Linked DNA regions of Mus musculus: region 2 is linked to region 1. Evidence: chromatin contacts called from ENCODE POLR2A ChIA-PET data. All regions are on one chromosome and are shown on one strand. The core of a region is the stretch at or near the end of the contact, and the rest is flanking DNA. Distances in the headings are between cores, read along the strand shown.

Evidence for each region. ChIA-PET counts read pairs that join two places held with the same protein, here RNA polymerase II (POLR2A).
Region 2: POLR2A ChIA-PET joins it to region 1 with 11 read pairs in Patski. The contact joins the promoter of Mob1a here to the enhancer-like site in region 1. POLR2A ChIA-PET finds 5 or more read pairs at or near these places in 3 of 5 experiments (Patski and embryonic stem cell).

The regions. Positions count from the first base shown.
Region 1 is chr6:83,265,770-83,269,971 of GRCm38, reverse strand. It overlaps Slc4a5 (solute carrier family 4, sodium bicarbonate cotransporter, member 5), which reads right to left. Exons shown (of 25, transcript NM_001166067.1): 9 at 2,412-2,566; 10 at 1,590-1,778. Among named protein-coding and RNA genes, the nearest start is that of Slc4a5, 30 kb to the right of the region's middle. Within about 2 kb of position 1,696, at least 1 of the 3 ENCODE cell types and tissues checked has a DNase peak (open chromatin) inside an H3K27ac peak, as active enhancers do.
Region 2 is chr6:83,323,934-83,327,897 of GRCm38, reverse strand. Mob1a (MOB kinase activator 1A) reads right to left here and starts at 1,859. Exons shown (of 6, transcript NM_145571.2): 1 at 1,631-1,859. The coding sequence starts at 1,644. It also overlaps a transcript of Mthfd2 not described here.

The sequences.
Region 1 (4,202 bases), core at 447-2,946:
AAAGAAGGCAGTGGTGGCACACATCTTTGATCTCAGCACTTGGGAGGCAGAGGCAGGCGGATTTCTGAGTTCGAGGGCAGTCTGGTCTACAGAGTGAGTTCCAGGACAGGAGGGCTACACAGAGAAACCCTGCCTCGAAAAGAGAGAGAGAGAGAGAGAGAGAGAGAGAGAGAGAGAGAGAGAGAGAGAGAGAGAGAGAGAGAGAGAGAGACTGGGGAAAAAAATGAGCCAGAGCTTAATGCTCTCGTGTCTTGATACAATGTATCTGTGGATACAATGTAACCAGTTCCCTCCAACTCCTGCACTTTGACTTTCCCAGCATGAGCTGCTGTTACTTAAACTTCGAACCTTTCTCCCTTCAGTTGCTTTTGTCAGAGAATCTTATCACAGCGAGAAAGACTCAGCACACAGCTTCATTCCCAACGGCTTCGGTTGCACAGAGCCTTGTACTTCTCTGGACTTCCCTAAACCTAGGTCAACCTAGGTGACTCCAAGAGCAGCCAGGGAACTCAGGCCAGGAAAGTTTTTTCTTGTTCCCCAGAAGAAAGAAAAATGAAGCTTTAAAAAAAAAATTAAGATTTCAAGATCTTGCTTCTTTTTAAAAGATACATTAAATCTCCAACCTCTGGTATACTTGTGAATATGGTTTTACTTAGAAAGTCTCTGGGTTGAGAATGAAGCTCAGTTGGTAATGTTTGCCTGGTAGGCATGAAGCCCTGGTTTATAAGACAAGCATGGTGGTGCCTGTGAATTCAGCACTGGAGAGGAAGGGGCGGGGGCACCATCAATTTAAAATCATCCTTAGCTATAGCAAGCTTGAAGTCAACCTGGGTTACTTGAGACCACAAAGGGGCGGGAGAGGGAGGCAGAGAGGATGTAATTAAGTTACAATGAACTCATTAAGAATGCTTTGATCCAGCCATTATAGAAACCAGGCAATACTATCCAAAGATATCACACAGGGACAAGGCCATGGAAATTTATACACAAAAACTGAGGTGACACAACAGCCAAATCAAGGAGTGCTATGAGACTCCTGGCTGTCTTTCAAGGAGAGGAAGGACGTTCCTAGAGGCTCAAAGGCAGTGGTGCACTGCTGGCATCTTTATTTAAGGAGTAGGGTTGAGATAGGGCCTCACACTATATAACACAGGCTGGCCTGGAACTTGCAACAATCCTCCTGCCTCAGTCTTTCCAGTGCCAGGAATTAGAGGTAGGATCCACAAAGGCTCTGCTCCCTGGTGACATCTCCATTTTAACCTTCTGATCTCACACTCATGTGAAAATGGACGTCAGTAATTTTACACTACCTTGCTTGTGATACGTTGTTTCTGCCGCTATAGGATACAATTACTAAAGAATGCCTAGAGAAATGTTTCGGTTCCTTCCTCACGGGTGGGATCCTTCTGTTCATCTCACCCCACACAATTCTGTCAGAGCCACACGATTCACTAGAGTGCGGGACGACTGCAGTGGTCAGATCCCCGTCCCTAAGGGGCGCTGCACACAGCAGCGAGAGGATCGCTAACAGGACCGGAAGAAGGAAGGGTTCAGGACAGCAGGCTCTCTGCCAGGTGTGGAGCGGGCACCTTCCGGTCCAGATCAGCTCCTCCCCGATTTCGTGCATAGCTGGCATCTCAGCTTCGTCGCCACTGCCCACTCCGCCAGCCCCGCTGCCTCCAGCCCCTCCGCCACTGCCGCCTCCTCCAGCCGAGGCTCCGCCTCCGCCCACAGAGCCATTCATCTGGCCCGGCTCTGCCAGAGAGAACACAGATTTCCTGAAAGAGAAGGCAGATGGGGCAGAGCAGGGCTCTCAATGCTGGGAAGAGCCCAGTCCCTCAGGACTGTCCCCTTCCCCCTCAAAAAACAAACAAACAACCCAACCTACTATCTACTATCTTGAAAAGCGGGGGGGGGGGGGGGGGGGGGGGGGGGAATGAAGATGGGGGTGGGGAGAGAGCTCAGCTGTTTAAAGCATTTGCCACACAAACAAGAGGGCAAGAGCTGGGTTCCTAGAAGCCATTTGATGATCAGGTGGACAAGGCAGCCACTTGGAATTCCAACACAGGGGAACCCCAGAACAAGCTAGAACAAGACTATCTAAATCTGTCTGCAGCATTGGGTTCACTGAGAGATTCTGCCTCAGTGAATAAGGTGGAGAGCAAAGAAAAATTCCCTGGTGCCACCGTCAGGGCCTCTACATATGCACCCACACATATTCAGACGTGAACGCACATTGCACATACCACAGAAAGACAGAAAATGATTCAGTAATATGCATCCCCCTACACAGTCCCCACTCCTGACTTTAGAGCTGTTCATAAGTGGCCGTGTTGGCTTCTGATTTGCTACAGGGAGAAGAAAATGCCGGATGTGGAGTACCCTCTGCTGCTCTTATCCCGAACACACACCTCTTGTCAGCTGAGGGAACTTTCTTGGGTGGCTCAATTCTGATGTTTGGGTCCCACTCTCCAGGGGGAAGGACAATGACCTCGTCTAGAAATTCATCAATCCCTGCGATCAGATCTTCTCGGTTCCGAGCTTTATAAGCCACATCGCTGAATAGCTGGTGAGGAATGGAGAAGGATAAAAAAGCAGAAAGGAGAAAAGAGGGCTCAGTCCTCCCCTCCTGGGAGTGAGCACATCACAGCTATCTTTAAAGGAACCAATTCTAGCCATTTCTCAGGATGCCCACTTGGTTCCAGTGGGTGGATAAGGACAAAGGACAGTAAGGGAAATAGGGAACAATAGGAAAGAGCCAGTTCCAAGAGCAGGCGGTCATCTGAGATCAGAAACCTATGCCTCCGAGATACATTAGAGACAAGCAAGCATAGGGAATAGCTTACCAACCTGGGACTCCTCTTAATGTGGGCTACCTACATTCACCTCTTCTAATAGTGCATTTAGCAGCCTAGAACCTTTATACTATACTATGTACACATATGCCTTTCTGCACATATACCTAGCAATTTATTAGCAACCTAGGGCCCTCACCTGCACTGAGCTGTACACACACTCCACTCTGAACAATGGAACTGTCTCCTCCCCTTAACAACCATCAAACATAGATAAATTCTACTCAATGATACTCTCCTTGTGTCTGGATAAGAAACTAGGGACGTCCTGAGCTAGGTTTTTATAATAAATCAAACTTCTTATACCTATGCAAAATTAGGTATACATATGATCAAAATCAGATGTGTGATGGGAAGGGACATTCACAACAGAAAGATGGTCATATAATTTAGTCTGTCATTTAGAGAACCACCCATACTAACACTCCACCTTCCTCTGAACCCCATAAAACAAACCCCAAACAATAGTTGGGGTCTCTGGGTACCCTCACTCATGTGGCCCACAGTCACTCTTGACTGTACCTGACCTGTTCTGTCTCTTTGCTTTGAATCAAGTCCCCCTACTGCTTCTGCAAATCTTTGTGTGGCTGTATACCAAGTCTTTGAGCAAGGGCCAAGGAACCTGGGCACGCTCATCCTAGATGCCGACCCCAGCTAAGACTACTGTAGGACGTCTGCTGAGTTCCCCCATCTTCTTCATTTCTGTTTTCCACAGAGCAAGCACACAAGAAAACCTCTACAGAGCCCAGTTTGAGTCCAGTTTTCAAATCCATTCATTACTGCCCATACTTTTACCCTGGAGCAGGTCAGGCTACAAAAAGACTTGCAGATTTGGTGGGGTCATTCATGTGCTTAAAGACCTCCAGCTCCCCAATGATCTGGGGACAGAACAGGACCCTTAGGCTCCTGCCTGTCCCAGGGTGTGTATGGCCTCTGGCTCAGGTCACTGCCCTGGCCCTTGGGGGAGTGCACACTTTGAGCTTACACTACTGAACTTCCATTAGCTTCCAGAAGGCTAGCATCTCAGGGCCATGCCAGTCTACCTGCCTTCTGTTCACTTAGTTTTCTATCTGCAGAGCCTGCCCTGGCTCCCCAGGCAGACAGCACATGGTTAATTCTATTTTTTTTTTAATCATCTCATTATTGCAGATCTGTCCCCCTTTCTGGATAGTGCTTCTAAATTAGAGAGGGTCTGGTTCTATTCTCGGAATCTTATAATCCTGAGTTCCCTGGTGCACAGCAGGGGCTCAGAGGTGCTTGTTAGATAATTGGTGATGACAGGGAGTGGGGGAGGCTGTGCCAGTGCAACAGCCATTACCACTCACAAAGGAGTGTGTGCTTCATATC
Region 2 (3,964 bases), core at 610-3,109, 58 kb before region 1:
TAAATCCTAAACTGGGTATACTGGTATACATCTTTAATCCCAGCACTCTGGAGGGAGAGCGAGGCAGATCTCTGGGAGGTCAGCCTGGTTTACATAGTTAGCTCCAGGACAGCCAGAGCTACATTGTGAAACCCTATCTCAAAAAAAAAAAAAAACCAAACAAGCAAAAAAAAAAAAAAAAAAAAAAAAAAAAAACTAAATAACTAAATAAATCTTTGAAAAATACACTTACATTCTTCTAATGATGCCATCAAAACAGTTAAAATAACGCTGAGGATGGAAGAAGTCACAGATGTAATGAGACACTCATATCCAAAATACATAAAGAATTCTTACAACTGAAACCAAAAAGTCAGACGGACACAACCACTGCACCATATACACACGTGGAAATGTCACAGTGAAACCCATTAATTTGTACAATTAACAGATGCTAACAAAATAAAGAACAATCTGATTTTAAAATAGGAAAAGGATCTCAATAAACTCTATCCACAAATAGTCTGAAAACACAAAATACAGACACAGACACACACACACACACACACACACACACACAAACGATGCTTAACATTGCTGGTCATTGGGAGAATGTAAATCAATAAATTCCACTTCACCCTCAGATCTATCAGTGGTAATTACCAGGCAGGTGTGAACTGAAGAATTCTGAAAACTCAATACAATGAGAATGGGATGTTAAATGCAGTGCAGGCTTTAGAAGGCTTGGCAGTGCCTCAAAGGCTAACATGCAAAAACCTCACTAAGACCCAGGAGATACCATCACACACACATACCCAAAAACCTATAACCAGCTGCTCACAGCAGCGTTATTCAGAATAGCCAAAGAGTGGGAAAAACTGTCCATCGGTTTAAGTTATAAATAAAAACTTCCATTTACCTCACCTGGCTGAAGAGCTATGGACAGTCCACAAGAAGAGTCAGGTTTTTCAGGGACAAGCTCAAATAGACTCATAATGAAATAGTCAGCTCTACACCCAAGTACATACAGACGACACTAACTGGATCCATTACGTATGTATGTTGTATAGACGTAATATAGAATATAGATAAGAGAACATGAATTTGAATGGGAGATGAGAGGGCACTGGAGGAGTTAGAAATGAAAATACGCATCTATTAAGTTCTCAAAAAAAATAAAAACCTTAAAAAAAATTCACATGTGGGCCGAGATGAAAGCACCCACCTTTAATCCCAACATCTAAGAGGGCTCGAGGCCAGCCTGGGCTACATAGCAAGACCATTTCTCAAAACAAAACCCCCACATTTAAAGGAGGCCTGTCCTAGTGGCCGAGGCTGTATCCTGGCTCCTTGGGAAAGCAGAGGCAGGAGGAGTCCAGGTTCAAGCCCCGCCTGGGCTAAGAGAAAAGTCACATTGGAAGGAGCAATGCCCTCTTCCCAAATGCAAACCTGTGGGAAGCCACTGAGAACCTGCGCCTTTCTTTCTCAGCCTGGTCTGGTCACCGAGGCACTGCACATTTTCCTGCGCTAGCCGATCCCGGGGCGGCAGGCCCGGAGCAGCCCTAGGTCGGGCTCCGCCCTCCGCTTGGCCCCTCGGCCCGGCCCTGCCGACCGACACCCGCCCCGCCCCGGCCCGGCCCGGCCCACTCACAAGAGGAAGCTCATCCTCGCTAGCCCGAGGGGCCGTGGCCCCCGCCCCGTCAGACTCGGCGCCGCCGCGGGCACCGGGAGGCAGAGGACGGTCCGCGGCTCTACAGGGCTGCCGAAGCTTCACGGCCCGGGTTTGGTACCGAGTTCCAGCCGCCGCGACCAAGCACCGACCGCGGGCTCCTCCGCGCTGCCTCCCACAGCTCCGCGAGCCAAAATGCGGAACCAAGAGGATCTCGCGAGACCGGGCTTCTTCCCGTCCCGCTGAGCTTCACCCTGCCCCTTCCTGAGCTCAGCCAATCAGTATTCTGTGGGCACGGGAGGGAAATGGGGCCAACTAGGCGCCGCTGTCAACTGTTCCGTGGCCGAGGGACGTCTGCCAGCGCTACTTGGTGACTGTTTCGCTATTTAGAAAAACTTGATGTCTTCTCCTAAAGGAATGCTATTCTGGCCACCTCGCCTGTTGATGGACACCTGGGAGGTTTCTACACACACACTGTAACGCTGCTATGAATGTCCATGTGCATGTTCCGTGTGGGAGGATATGTTGACACCAGGTGACACTATGGTAGAATGAAGAAAAGAGGGGGGAGAAAAAAAACCTGTGGAAATAAATGAAACTGCAGATGCGCAGTGGCAAAGATCCAGTATTTTGCCGGTGGTTTAAAACCATTTGAATGCCACCTGTCACATTAATGTCATCAATTTTATTTTATCAACTTTTGGGTTCCTGTTTGTTTGCGTGTTGTTCCTTGGTTGAGACAGGATCTCAGGTGTTCCAGGCTGCCCAGGCTGGTTTAAAGTTTACTATGTCGCCAAGGATGACCCTGACCTCCTGACCGTCCTGCGTCTGCTTCCCAGGTGCGGGAATTACAGGCTTGAGCTACCACCTGCCTCCTTCTATTAACTTTTTAAACCACCTTTTATACATTTGTATTTATTAGTGTGGTATGTAGTAGTAGCTGGTTCTCCTTTTCTACCTTGATGGGGGGGGGGGCAGCCTAGGTTATCAGGATTATTCAGTAAGCTTTTTCTTTTCTTTCTTTCCTTTTTTTCACTAACTTCTGTAAATTTGTATGTGATTTAGAGTATGTGCCTTGATATATTTTTTGAATCTTTTGTTTGTTTGTTTTTGGTTTTGTTTTTTGTTGGTTTTTTTTGTTTGTTTGTTTTCCTGGTTTTTTGAGACAGGGTCTCTATGTAGTCCTGCTGTCCTGGAACTTGTTTTGTAGATCAGGCTGGCCTCGAACTAACAGATATCTTCCTGCCTCTGCCTCTTGTCCTTTTATTTGTTTATTTTTTTCATAAGTATATTTTTAAATAACATATTATTAAGGTTTGAGTCTGTGTCCTTATGTTTATATCAAGTCAGGACAAGCATGATGATACACAGCTTCTTTAATCCCAGCACTGGGAGGTAGAGGCAGATGGGTCTTTGTGAGTTCATGGCCAGCTTGGTCTGCATAGCATGTTCTAGGACAGCCATGACTACATAGAAAGACTCTCAAAAATTATATGTGTGTGTGTATGTATGTGTGTGTATGTATATATATATATATATGTATATGTGTGTATACATATATGACATTATATGTATACACACACATATATATATATATGTATATAACTATAAAAATATGATGTGAGAGGCTTGATTAAGAGCACTTAATACCTGTATAGTATAGTACCTGAGTTCAGGGTCCAGCATGCACACTGTCTGTAACTATCTGTAACTTCATTTCCAGAGCATCTAACACTCTCTTCTGACCTCCACGGGCATCAGGCATACATGCATGTCACATGCATGTAAGCTGGCAAAACACTTATAAAATAAAAAAAAATCTTCTTTTAAAAAGGAAAAAAATGCTGGGTGTGGTGGTGCACGCCTTTAATCCCAGCACTCGGGAGGCAGAGACAGGCAGATTTCTGAGTTCGAGGCCAGCCTGGTCTACAAAGTGAGTTCCAGGACAGCCAGGGCTACACAGAGAAACCCTGTTTCAGAAAAAAAAAAAAAAAAAAAAAAAAAAAGCAGACTAAATGAACTCCAGGTTTGTTGTTTGTTTGGGGCTTTTTTCCATCTTTTAATGAAATGATTCTTAAAATTGTAGAATTATTAAATCTATGAGGAAAAAACTTATTAAAGACACTTCTCCATATGTCCAGCTTTAGGGAGAGAAAGCCTTAGGGATTAAGGTGTAAATCTTTGGTCAATATTTAAAGAGGATATCAATACAATCCTCTAAGGAGTCAAAGATAAGGTTTCCCAGTGAGTAAGGGGCAGGGCAATTTGGTCTCCACCAGAACAGACAGCAGCCAAACACACACTGGGGTGCTTTGC